Regions from separate parts of the Homo sapiens genome. Here regions 1 and 3 are each linked to region 2. Evidence: chromatin contacts called from ENCODE Hi-C or POLR2A ChIA-PET data. All regions are on one chromosome and are shown on one strand. Each heading gives the region's core, a stretch centred on a gene start or an enhancer-like site at or near the end of the contact. The rest is flanking DNA. Distances are from core to core; before and after follow the strand shown. Region 1 holds the start of P3H2 (prolyl 3-hydroxylase 2). Region 2 holds the start of CLDN1 (claudin 1). Region 3 has its middle 22 kb from the start of IL1RAP.

The links. Hi-C counts contacts between places; a loop is a spot of excess contacts on that map. ChIA-PET counts read pairs that join two places held with the same protein, here RNA polymerase II (POLR2A). Pooled maps may share reads with other maps.
Region 1: a map of PC-9 shows a loop between it and region 2 (4-fold over the local background). The contact joins the promoter of P3H2 here to the promoter of CLDN1 in region 2. A Hi-C loop is called at or near these places in 13 of 168 maps with a recorded cell type or tissue (Caco-2, Calu3, IMR-90 and 10 more), 1 of 37 single-sample maps with no recorded cell type and 17 of 50 pooled maps. POLR2A ChIA-PET finds 5 or more read pairs at or near these places in 3 of 52 experiments (MCF 10A, T-cell and WTC11).
Region 3: a pooled map shows a loop between it and region 2 (14-fold over the local background). The contact joins the enhancer-like site here to the promoter of CLDN1 in region 2. A Hi-C loop is called at or near these places in 7 of 50 pooled maps.

Annotation. Positions count from the first base shown.
Region 1 is chr3:190,119,043-190,122,729 of GRCh38, reverse strand. It overlaps P3H2 (prolyl 3-hydroxylase 2), which reads left to right and starts at 1,833. Exons shown (of 15, transcript NM_018192.4): 1 at 1,833-2,478. The coding sequence starts at 1,999. P3H2-AS1 (P3H2 antisense RNA 1) reads right to left here and starts at 1,766. Exons shown (of 4, transcript NR_126419.1): 1 at 1,641-1,766. RefSeq lists an enhancer at 1,447-1,626 and silencers at 1,596-1,890, 1,837-2,066, 2,277-2,356.
Region 2 is chr3:190,320,855-190,324,563 of GRCh38, reverse strand. CLDN1 (claudin 1) reads left to right here and starts at 2,118. Exons shown (of 4, transcript NM_021101.5): 1 at 2,118-2,580. The coding sequence starts at 2,358. It also overlaps a transcript of CLDN16 not described here. RefSeq lists a silencer at 1,968-2,127.
Region 3 is chr3:190,490,150-190,494,310 of GRCh38, reverse strand. No RefSeq gene overlaps it. Among named protein-coding and RNA genes, the nearest start is that of IL1RAP, 22 kb to the left of the region's middle. Within about 2 kb of position 2,673, at least 4 of the 41 ENCODE cell types and tissues checked have a DNase peak (open chromatin) inside an H3K27ac peak, as active enhancers do.

The sequences.
Region 1 (3,687 bases), core at 584-3,083, 200 kb after region 2:
ATGAGCCGAATTAGTAACGTTTGGTGGGAAAAAAAAAGAGCATGATTCATCAGTGTCTCTTGGAATTACACAGCCAGGGCTGTTCATGGCCTGAGTGGTCAAACCTAACAAAATGAATGAAGGAATCAGCATGAATCTCTGGCAAGCCCCTCAGCGTAGTGGTGATTCCACATAAAAGCCTTCTTCGGAAAAATCATAGCAACTAGATACATGCGTGAGTCTTTTTCCCATTGCCTGTCCCTCTGCTCACCATTGCAGGGGCTGAAAGACTGATGAGATTCTCACAGGCACTAGAAGACCACAGAAATGCCTCCAGGAGGCAGGCTGGGATCCAGGGTCCAACCAATATTCTTGTGAGAGTGTGAAGCCAAGGAACACGAAAGAGGGGAACACCTTGGCTAAGAATGTATTCGTGACAGAGGAGAAGGGGAGGAACAGGAAGCCTCCAGCTAGTCGTTTGGAATCTGGCAACCATTTCTGTCAGCTTTCTCATTCCTAGATTGATGCAGATTGCTTAATTCCTTGAGGTAAGGGATATACTAAATTGCCTCTTTGTTCAACTCTTAGAATAAGAATTTCCCTCTCCTCTCCCGTCCCCTCCCCTCCCCTCCTCTCCTCTCTTTTCTTTTTCTTTGTTTTTTTTGTTTTTGAGACGGAGTCTCACTCTGTCACCCAGGCTGCATGATCTCAGCTCACTGCAACCTTCACCTCCCAGGTTCAAGCAATTATCCTGCCTCAGCCTCCTGAGTAGCTGGGTCTGCAGGCACGTGCCACCACGCCCAGCTAATTTTTGTATTTTTAGTAGAGACGGGGTTTTGCCATGGTGGCCAGGCTGGTCTCGAACTCCTGACCTCAGGTGATCCACCCGCCTTGGCCTCCCAAAGTGCTGGGATTACAGGGGTGAGCCACTGCACCTGGCCCACAGCAAGAATTTTTTTCTGAATAGCATTTTACGTGTTAGGCGTCTGGCTGTTTAGGAGATGAGGAAACTGAGGCCCTCAGTTGCCAAGGTCACACAGCTGGTAAACGGACGGAGCCAGAATGCGAGTACAGCTCCTCCTGCCTCCAAAGGTTCTCTGGGCCCTGTAAAACCACGGGCTGCACAGGAAAGGCAGGCTATATATTGTTCTTCCCCTGGCCCAGCGCCCTGATCCAATGCCCGGACACACATCCACACCAAGTTGGACGAAAAGGTAAGGGAGAAACCTTCCCCAAGAGAAGAAGCGGTAAGCTTTGGTTCTAAAGGCCCTGGGTTGGGTCCGTCCTTTGCCACTTCTCAGCTCTATGCATTTAGGCAAATCACTTATCTTCTTAAACCTCCGCATCTGGGCCTACAGGGCCTCTATGGGTTTTTTTTCTATTTATTTATTTATTTATTCTTTTTTTTTTTAACTTTACGTTCCGGGATACACGTGCAGAATGCGCAGATTTGTTGCGTAGGTACACATGGCATCTACGGTTTGATTCAGTCTGAAATGGCGCTCCAGGCTTCATTTAGAAGGTGAAGCACTCTGCAAACTGCGAGGCCATACAGAGATTCCAGAATATGATTAAGGCCCTAACCTTGCTAAGCTGGATTTTCTTTATTTCCCAAAAAGAAGACTAATACTATCCACTTGTACAACCAGAAGGGAGCTCACGTGTAAAGCGCCTCGTCCCCGGCCGGCCTCAAGCGGCGCTAGCTCTCTGGCTGGCGCTGGAGTGTGCCGCCCCTGGCAGCCCCGCCGCTGCAGCGGGGAGCCTGGGAGAGCGGCTCTCGGAGTCTCAGGCAGCAGGAGGAGCGTGTGAGCTGTGGGCGTCCCTTTAAGAGCGGCTGGCCAGGCACGGCCTCCGCCTCTCAGTACGCGGAGCGCCGGCGGTCACCTGGGGCTCGCGGAGCGGCCAGATCGCGGCGGAGTCGGCGCGCTTCCCCGAGGGAAGGTGGGAGAGGGGACCCGGACGCGAGGTGCCCCGAAGCCCTCTCGAGCGTAACCGTCCCGCGCCTCTCTGAGGCGGAGGATGCGGGAGCGCATCTGGGCGCCGCCGCTGCTGCTGCTGCTGCCGCTGCTACTGCCGCCGCCACTGTGGGGCGGCCCCCCGGACAGCCCACGCCGGGAGCTGGAGCTGGAGCCCGGGCCTCTGCAGCCCTTCGACCTGCTCTACGCCAGCGGCGCGGCCGCCTACTACAGCGGAGACTACGAGCGAGCGGTGCGCGACTTGGAAGCGGCGCTGCGCAGCCACCGGCGCCTGCGGGAAATCCGCACGCGCTGTGCCCGCCACTGCGCGGCGCGCCACCCGCTCCCGCCCCCGCCCCCCGGCGAGGGCCCCGGCGCTGAGCTGCCCCTTTTCCGCTCCTTGTTGGGGCGGGCGCGCTGTTATCGCAGCTGTGAGACCCAGCGCCTCGGGGGCCCCGCATCCCGCCACCGCGTCAGCGAGGATGTGCGCAGCGACTTCCAGCGCAGAGTGCCCTACAACTACCTGCAGCGGGCCTACATCAAGGTACCCACAGAGCGCTCCTCCACTGCAAAGCCCCTGCGGCTCTCACACGCTCTCTTGAGCCCTCCCTGCTGCCCCCGTCATCTCTGTTCAGTCTTTCGAATTGGGTCTCCTTAAATATGTGTCTCAGTTTGTGAATCCAGATATCTGGTGGCCCTATCTCTGTATGCAACAATTGATTAACTTGGACAAGTCTTTTTCTCTCTTTCTCAGAGCCAGCTTCTCTCTCAAAAAGAGGACTGTCCTGATAAGGTGATGTTTAAAGTACCCATTCAGCACTAATTCATGAGGCATTGACAAAGCTGAATCTAGTACAATTTATCTTCTCCCTTCTCACTTCCCATTTCTCTTCTCCCTTCTCACTTCCCATTTCTCTTCTCCCTTCTCACTTCCCATTTCTTTTGTCTCCTCTCTCTTATCCTTCCTATACTGTAGTCTGCACCTTTTCTCTGAAGTTTAAAAGAATCTTCAAAATAGTGAAGTTGAAAGACCTGTTCCAAAACAAATTTCTCTCTCTTCTCCCCTTCACCTACAAAAAAGTAAAGATCAAAGGTTAAAGAGAAGGTATGCTTGGAGGAGGCGAAGCTGTTTGAGGCAGTCTCAGTCAAAGTATCCACCCTAAGTGTTGACTTTTTCTCCTTTGATAGAGGGCTTACGTTTTCTGGTGGTATGCATTGGACTGGGTTACTAGGCATCAGTCCTCTCTTTCTAGTTTTATTTTTGTATGCCTAACTTGCCTAAAGTTAGCGTCAGGAGGTATAGTATGCATATTGACATATTGTTCACATCCATAACTTTGAAGATCTCTCTGGATGCTTCAGCAGAGGGAATTTGAATGAGTTCTTCAACCTCCACTGCCACTCACCCAATTTTCCTTCAAATTGACACTCTTAACCCTTCTTTCTCGTTTTCTGTGTTAATATATCAATGTATCTTCTACAGCTACCGGAAAAGTGGAAGCTTTGGGGTTGGTTGTTCATGCTAGCCAATGGACCAGGCTGCTCTGCTCTGCTCTGCTCTGCTGTGCTCTGCTTTGCTTTCTTTTCTCCTCTCCTCTCCCCTCCTCTCCTCTCCTCTCCTCTCCCCTCCCCTCCCCTCCCCTCCCCTCCCCTCCCCTCTCCTCTCCTCTCTTCCTTTTCTTTTCTTTTTTTGACGGAGTTTTGCTCTTGTCACCCAGGCTGGAGTGCAGTGGTGCAATCTGGGCTCACTGCA
Region 2 (3,709 bases), core at 869-3,368:
TAAAAGGGCCTGTGCACAAATATATTTACTGAACGCAGAAAATGTCATTTATTTGTTTATTTATTTATTTATTTATTTGTTGAGATGGGGTCTTGGTCTGTTGCCCAGGCTGGAGTGCAGTGGCACGATCTGGGCTCACTGCCACCTCCGCCTCCCGGGTTCAAGCAATTCTCCTACCTCAGCCTCCCAAGTAGCTGGAATTACAGGCGCCCACCACCATGCCCGGCTAATTTTCATATTGTTAGTAGAGACGGGGTTTCACCATGTTGGCCAGGCTGATCTCGAACTCCTGATCTCAAGTGATCCGCCTGCCTCAGCCTCCCAAAGTGTTGGGATTACAGGCGTGAGCCACTGCGCCTGGCCTGAGCCACCGTGCCCGGGTGTTTAATAATACTTTTAATTCTTAAATGTTTGGAACAAAAAAAAGAAGAAAATGAGATTATATGATTCACATGGTACTGCTCTAGTCCTGCAGCAAATTCCAGTGCCTTCTCTGATCAGGGAATTTTTACAAAATCAAATGTGATTGATACATCTTCATCCACACTGACAGGCACCCACAGAACATCCACTGAGACCTAGACAGTAGTACTGACTGCAGGCCCTAACCCTGGGATACAACACGAACATGGTCTTGTCCTAAACAGCTGATAGGAGAAAGACAGTATTCACTGTGTTAATCTCAGTCCAAATTAATTGTCTTCATCTAGCTCCTGTCTTACATTCTTCATTGCTTGTCCCTAAATCCTAGCACGGCCAAGTCCTTTAGTTTTAAGCCTACATGAAAGGCATCCAGGGAGAGCCAGGTGGAAATGAAGGTGGTGGGGCTTGGCCTTTCTTCCCATTCCCACCTTGAGAATTTGCACCTTTCCTTCTCTGTCACCAACTAGCAGTTGCCATGGTATATAAGGGTATATCTTATTTTATCCTTAATATGTTTATTTCTGCTTCCAAGATGCTTCTGTTTTTACTAAAACCATAGAAGCTTCCCCTCCCACCACACTCGCACCACACACAAAAAGCAGTTGGAAAAACATTTCAATGATTCCTAACCACAACAGCACTTCTGACTAACTACAAAGAAGGAAGCTTTGGAGAAACATAGAGGGAAACTACAGTCCCAGCGAGACCGAAACCGGAGGGGTGAGATAGCCAGTCACAGTAAAAGCTGGAACCAGAGCCCAGACTTCCTCAACTCCAGCCCAGTCCTTTTGCCACTGGGGAAACGCTGTTTACATGTCCTCACCTGCGACGAACAACATTTGATAACTCACAAAATTAACACCTTTCAGGGAGAGCGGGGCACTGGCCAGGTCCCTCTGATAATGAATTGCTGCTCTAAGACATAACTGCTGTGGGGAGGAGGTTGGTGTTTGGCGGGGAAGGGCTGCTAGCCTGCAGTTTCATAAGGACAATAATACATCAAAAAGGACAATCATAGATCAAAGGGGATATTTTGGGTCAACTTGATATGTAGTGGAAAGCAGATTGGGAGGGGAGCCAAGTACTGGATATGCTCCGTGCGTGAGTGTGTCTGTGTGTGTGTGTGTGTGTGTGTGTAAATCATGTTGCTCTCTGGGTCTGTTTCCCAATCTGTAGAGTGTAAAAGTCTCTGAGGCTCCTTGCAGAGACAAGTGATGGAACGACCTTGACAGAAGAGAGCAGAGAGAGGAAAGAAGGGGGAGGAAGCCAAGCAAAGGAGAGAGAAATGGTGTGATGGGGGAGGAGACGCGGAGTTGGGTAGAAATGCCTTTTAATAAGATATTGGGAAAAAAGTATTAAACCTAAAACTGCAGCTCTTGAAGGATCATTTTTTCATCTTTGTGTTAGGATTTACAAGTACAGTGCATAGTAATTTTTGGATAATTGGAGTGAATGAATGAAAAGCGTGAAACGCCTTACAGGAGCGAGAAGATCCACGAGAGAAAGCGAGCAGGGACGCAGCTCTGGTGCCTGGTCCTGCCGGGTGGTCCCCACGCCGCCAGCCGCGCGTTCCCCAACCGGGCGCTCCCGGCGCCCTCTCGGTGAGCCGCCCTGAAACCGCCAGGGGGCGCTCCCCGGCTGCCGGGGCTGAGGCGGGCGGAGCTGCTTTAAATCGCGGCGCCCAGCGGTTCTGCGTCTCAGTTCCCGAGCCTGGGAGCAACCGCAGCTTCTAGTATCCAGACTCCAGCGCCGCCCCGGGCGCGGACCCCAACCCCGACCCAGAGCTTCTCCAGCGGCGGCGCAGCGAGCAGGGCTCCCCGCCTTAACTTCCTCCGCGGGGCCCAGCCACCTTCGGGAGTCCGGGTTGCCCACCTGCAAACTCTCCGCCTTCTGCACCTGCCACCCCTGAGCCAGCGCGGGCGCCCGAGCGAGTCATGGCCAACGCGGGGCTGCAGCTGTTGGGCTTCATTCTCGCCTTCCTGGGATGGATCGGCGCCATCGTCAGCACTGCCCTGCCCCAGTGGAGGATTTACTCCTATGCCGGCGACAACATCGTGACCGCCCAGGCCATGTACGAGGGGCTGTGGATGTCCTGCGTGTCGCAGAGCACCGGGCAGATCCAGTGCAAAGTCTTTGACTCCTTGCTGAATCTGAGCAGTGAGTGCACCCCCACCTCACAGCGGCCGTCCAGAGGCCCCAGTCCCCCTGCAGCTCCCTTATGGGCTCATTCTGTTGTGTGATTCCATGGTTATCAGTCTTCAGTTGATCAAGTCTTCTGATCATGTGCTCTGTCATAAGGAAATGAAGAGAATCCTGGTTTGAGGAAAGCGACGCCCAGGCATAAGCTCTAGTTTTGCCTCTAACTCCCTGGGTGACACTTCTGCCACTCTAGGTGTGGCTTCATCCTAAATTCCTATGCTGGTGGTTCGAGTTGAGGGAGTGAAGGCCAAACTTGAACTTGAGCTCTTAGACCTCTCCTAGGCATTCCGAGATTTGGGGTAAATTGAGGATTGGTAGAGTTCAGACAAGAAAATGGGATGACTGAAAAAGTTTGAAGCCTGGTAACTTCTCAAGTGTGCACGCTTAAATAAATAATCCTCAAGTATTAGATATAACTTTTTAACCTTTAATATGATTTTTTCATAGTAAAAGTTACATTCCTACTGGAAATGTCCTATCTAAGTGTCTTCTGCTTATGCTTGAGGTTGATTCTTTTAATTTATAAGATCCAGTTAGTGCAGGGAGGCCCCTTGCAAGACTCTTTGGAGAAGCTGCTTGAGATTCCCCCGAAGTTTTAATTTTCAGACCCAAGGTCTTCTGTAGAGGCTGACGGTGTAGTGCTATCTTGGAAAGAGAAGGTTGGTGGCAGGTGGGGAAAGGCTGACAAGAAAGGTTCTAAATAACCTGCGCAACATAATACAAAGAAAAAAGTAAAGGCACTGAAGGGAAATGCAGCAAAATAGTCATAGCTGATGAAATCAGAGGTCAGCTGGGAGTGGAAGGCAGTGAGAGAGAAAGAAGAGGTGGGTCTTCCTTAGGTTTCCATCTTCCACAAAGAAATTTCTGTGTAATGGATGTTCAGTGACCCCCTGTAAAACTGGAAAGGATTGTATAGAGAGACATATTTCTAAGGATGGTGGGAAGAAGGATAATAGGATAATTGTTTTACTTTGTTTTTTAAATTAAAGGTTTCGAGTTCCTTGTCCGAAAAGTCATTAAATTCCCATTTACTTAGATAATAATGATTCACGGCTGGAGTATCTTCCTTGAGAAATCACATTAATTG
Region 3 (4,161 bases), core at 1,424-3,923, 170 kb before region 2:
AGACAAATCTCCATGGAGTAGAATTTCAAATAATTTACATAGATACTGTTCCTTCCAGGAATTAGAGCTTCTTAAGTGGGAGCTGTGCATAGTGACTTCCTCTTCCTAAGAACACAGTAAGAAAAAGAGTGGGGAAAGGAACATTGCAGTGGAGAAATCTGACAAACACTATCTCAGCCAGGTGATCACAGTCAGCATCATCAGTCATAATTTATACTGATAGTAAGACTCTTGATGTAACAAAAATGGCGCTTTCCCTCCGTGAACTTTGTCTCCCAAACCTATAACCTCAGTCTAATCACAAGAAAAACATCGGAAAATGTCCAACAGAGCAGCATCCTGCAATACCTCTGATGAGTGCTCCTCCAGGTTGTCAAGGTCAATAAAAACAGGAAAAAGTCAGAGAAATTGTCATAGCCAAGAGGAGCCTAAAGGAGACACTACAACTTAATTGAATGAATATTCTGGAAGGAATCCTGGATTAGAAAAGAGACATTAGACAAAAACTAAATAAATCTGAATAAACAATGGATTTTAGCTTGTAATAATGTATCAATATGGGTTCCTTAATTATGACAAATGTATCATGCTAAAGTAAAATATTAATAATAAGAGAAACTGGATGTCAGGTATGGAGGAATGCTCTGTGCTATCTCCTCAATTTTTCCGAAAATATCAAGCTGTTCTAAAAATTAAAGTGTATTGAAAGAATTTCACCATTCAAGGGAGCTTACTAAAACTCTATTTTCCACATTTATGTAAAATAAATTATAGAATATATAGTATGTCAGATGCAATAAGTTTTATTGAGAAGAATAAGGTAAAAAAAAAAGAGAAAGTGCTGGGGATAGTGCAATTTTGTATATGGTCAGAGAAGGTCTACTTCAGAAGGTGACATTTGAACAAAGACTTAAATTAGGCAAGACAGTAAATCATGCAGTTAACTGGAGAAAGAGATTCCAGAAAGATAAAACAGCAACTGCAAGTGTCCTGAGGTAGGAGCAAACTCTTCCTGTTTGAGGAACAGCAAAGACGTCAGTGTGGCTGAAACGGAATGGACAAGGGGAGGAGGAGGAGTCGGTGAAGTGAGAGATACAGTGGTTGGCCAGAGATACAAAAGGTTGGCCTTTTAAGGTATTTTTTCTCATGCCTAAAGTGGGATAGGAAACTGCTGGAGGAATTTGGGCTGGGGATTACCGTAATCTGATCCATTTTTAATGGATCTCTTTGAGTGTTTGGGGAATCATTGACTGCAGGCAGAAAGGCAGAGCAGGGGACCAGTCACAAAGCCATTGCAACAATCTGGATGAGAAATGATGGTGGCTTGGGCTAAGGATTTAGAAGTAAAGTTTGCAAGGAACTCTTGACACTGGATGTATTTTAATTGTAGAGGCAATGGACTGCCCACCTATTACTTCTCACAGCCCCCCACACTCACCCCAGCCTCACCCAAACATTTTCAGGAACTGATGCTTCTGCCTGACTCCTTCCAGGTCTTTGCATGTAGGCCTCAGATAGCCTTCCTCTTTGTAACCTACTTAAAATAAACTCCCTTTCTCTTTGCTATTCTTTCTTAGCAACATGTTTATTTCTTATCACTATTTGTCATTTTGGCACTTCTGTTTTTTTTGTCTGTCTTTCCATCTACTCTATAGGCAGTATGAAATCAGGGACCAAATTTGTTTAGTCCAATAATTTACTCCAATTGCCTAATGCAGTACCTTAAACATAGTAGGTGCTCAACCAATACTTGATGTCTGTATTTATGAGTTTTTCCAATCATTATATCAATACCTACCTTGGGCAGGCCCTTGGTCTAAATTTCACACTCTTGCCCCAGATGCCTTGCTATGGATTCCACAGAGAAACACTGATAAATTTTTAACCTGTAGTAGCTGTTTCATCACTAGTCTCAATGATAGAAGCTCATTGAGTGGGTCTCTATTCTGCTCAACTGGAGTAAAAATAGGCACTGCTTAGCAACCAGCATTTTGTACTGTGCTTTCTCCTCTGAGAAAGGCAGAGCAATGCTAGGAAAGTCAGAGCAATGCTAGGACTCAAACAGTGAAGGGATTTAGGAATGGGTAAGTATATTAAAAAATTGGATAAAAGTGTTTTTGAGAAAAAGCTCCAAATGGTTGCTCCAGAAAGGGTGAGAACATAACATGCTAATGATGAAAGGATCCCCTCGGACAGAAAACCTTTGCATTTCCCAAATTAGATAGTGCACTCGGGTCATAGCACAGAAGGTTCTTAACATAAACCAAAATGGACTAATTGCGCACAAATGATTAAGCTTGATTCATTGTTCTTATAGCTATACTCACCAGTTGTGGAAATAAAGTTAAAACAAAACTAGAAAGTGGCTTTGTGTGTTAGTCTGTGGCTTTGGTTTTGATTTTTAATCCTAACCTGCCAGCCATTGTATCCAAACCTCAATTTTGTTTCTGCCACTCTCACTACACCTTTGTACAAATGTGGGAAAGTCCCTTTTGCTCAAGACTCACTTTTCTCAACTGTCAAGGAAGGTGATTCAGTGACCTCCAAAGCCACCTACAGATCTAAAAATAACCACCTGTCCAGACTGTCTGGATAAGCCCAAGTGGCCAGTAGCCTGGAGAGTCATGTGCCCAGCGTGGCTTTATCTGCAAGCTTGTTCCCATCCTCTGTCAGTACCAGGACACTGAATACACGGCTTCAACGCAGGTTGCCAATCACCTACAGCTTACCTGCTCCCTAGAGAGTTGCCTATTGTTTGCCCTGTAACTGCAGACCAGCTCTGGCCATCTTTGCTAACCTATGACAGAGGTCTGAATGCCTTCCAATTTTATCCCTTCTTTGGTACTCCCTCCACCCTAGAGTACCATACTTTCCCTATATCTGATAGTTACTCTTTTGTCATCATTAATAATTCTTTATATTCAGCTTCCTCTGTTTAACCAACTAAGTGTTTCCTATCTATCTTCTGATTAAACCTAGACTATTGGATCATTTGAATTAAGTTTGTAATACATTTCAACGGAGTTATTTATTAGAGAAAGGGTGAATCTCAATCATGGGGAAAAAGTAGCATCTTAGAGAATATTATACTTTGGAGAAGATAATTTTTAATAATCATTGATCTCAGACTCCTCCTAATTGACTTAATGAAGCAAGAAAGGAAAACTGACAAAGGCATAGCAACTAACTTTAAGGAGGAATTACGTAGCAACTTGAGTCGCTGAAAAGTGCGTATTCAATTTTGGTTTGAAATTCTGTCCCTTCTCCCCCTGTTTTGAATATTATGAATCCACTTGGAATTAAAATAGAAGAGTAGGAAATGTCAATACAATAGAGAGTAAAATTGTCCTGTTACGATCCTTAGGAAGTAATTGTCTGGAGAGGTCTATCCCTTAGGAGCTTGTATATTATCCATCTCAACTTGGAGGGAAGTCTCTGACGGGCGAGACAGGATTTTGTTTTATGCATAATTTGATTCAATGTTTTTGCTACTGGGTAAAAACAAATGAGATGATTTATAGCTACATAGTAAAGAACCACAAGATCTGTATAGGATTGAAGCTAAAGGCTGTAGTTTAACGGAACTAAATGAAAGTTGGGTCTTCAGTAGATTTATATTTCAAGACAAGTTCCTAAAATTTTACAGCTCTCCCCAAAGGAGAGAAGGTTTACTATTTTCTTAGCAAAAGTTATGTGTATTGCTTGTCTCTGCTGATTTCTCTTGGTGAAAGTAGAATCCTTAATGAATTTTCAGAGAGATTAATAAATACAGAGGATTTGTTTTCTTAATCTTGCTTTTTCCTAACAGCGCCTAAGGATCTGCCATGAGCTGTGCCTACAAAAAGCCATAAATCTGGTCAATTCATCTTGAAAAGATGAATCAAGTCAAGTGAGTGAGAAATAAATTAAAAAGGATGTTAGCTATAAAACAGCTTCCTGCATGATTCAATTTATCAGTTTGCAAATGTCAATAAGTGTCTTATACAGTATTATAAATAACCACAGACAATGTGACATGAGTTTACAAAAGCTATAAGCATATATTATCATCAGCACATAATCAAAAATAAGCTACCATATTAATATATATAATATATACACATATGCACATGTCTTAAATTCACTTTAAAAGATTTACAATAAACAATTACAGTATAATAG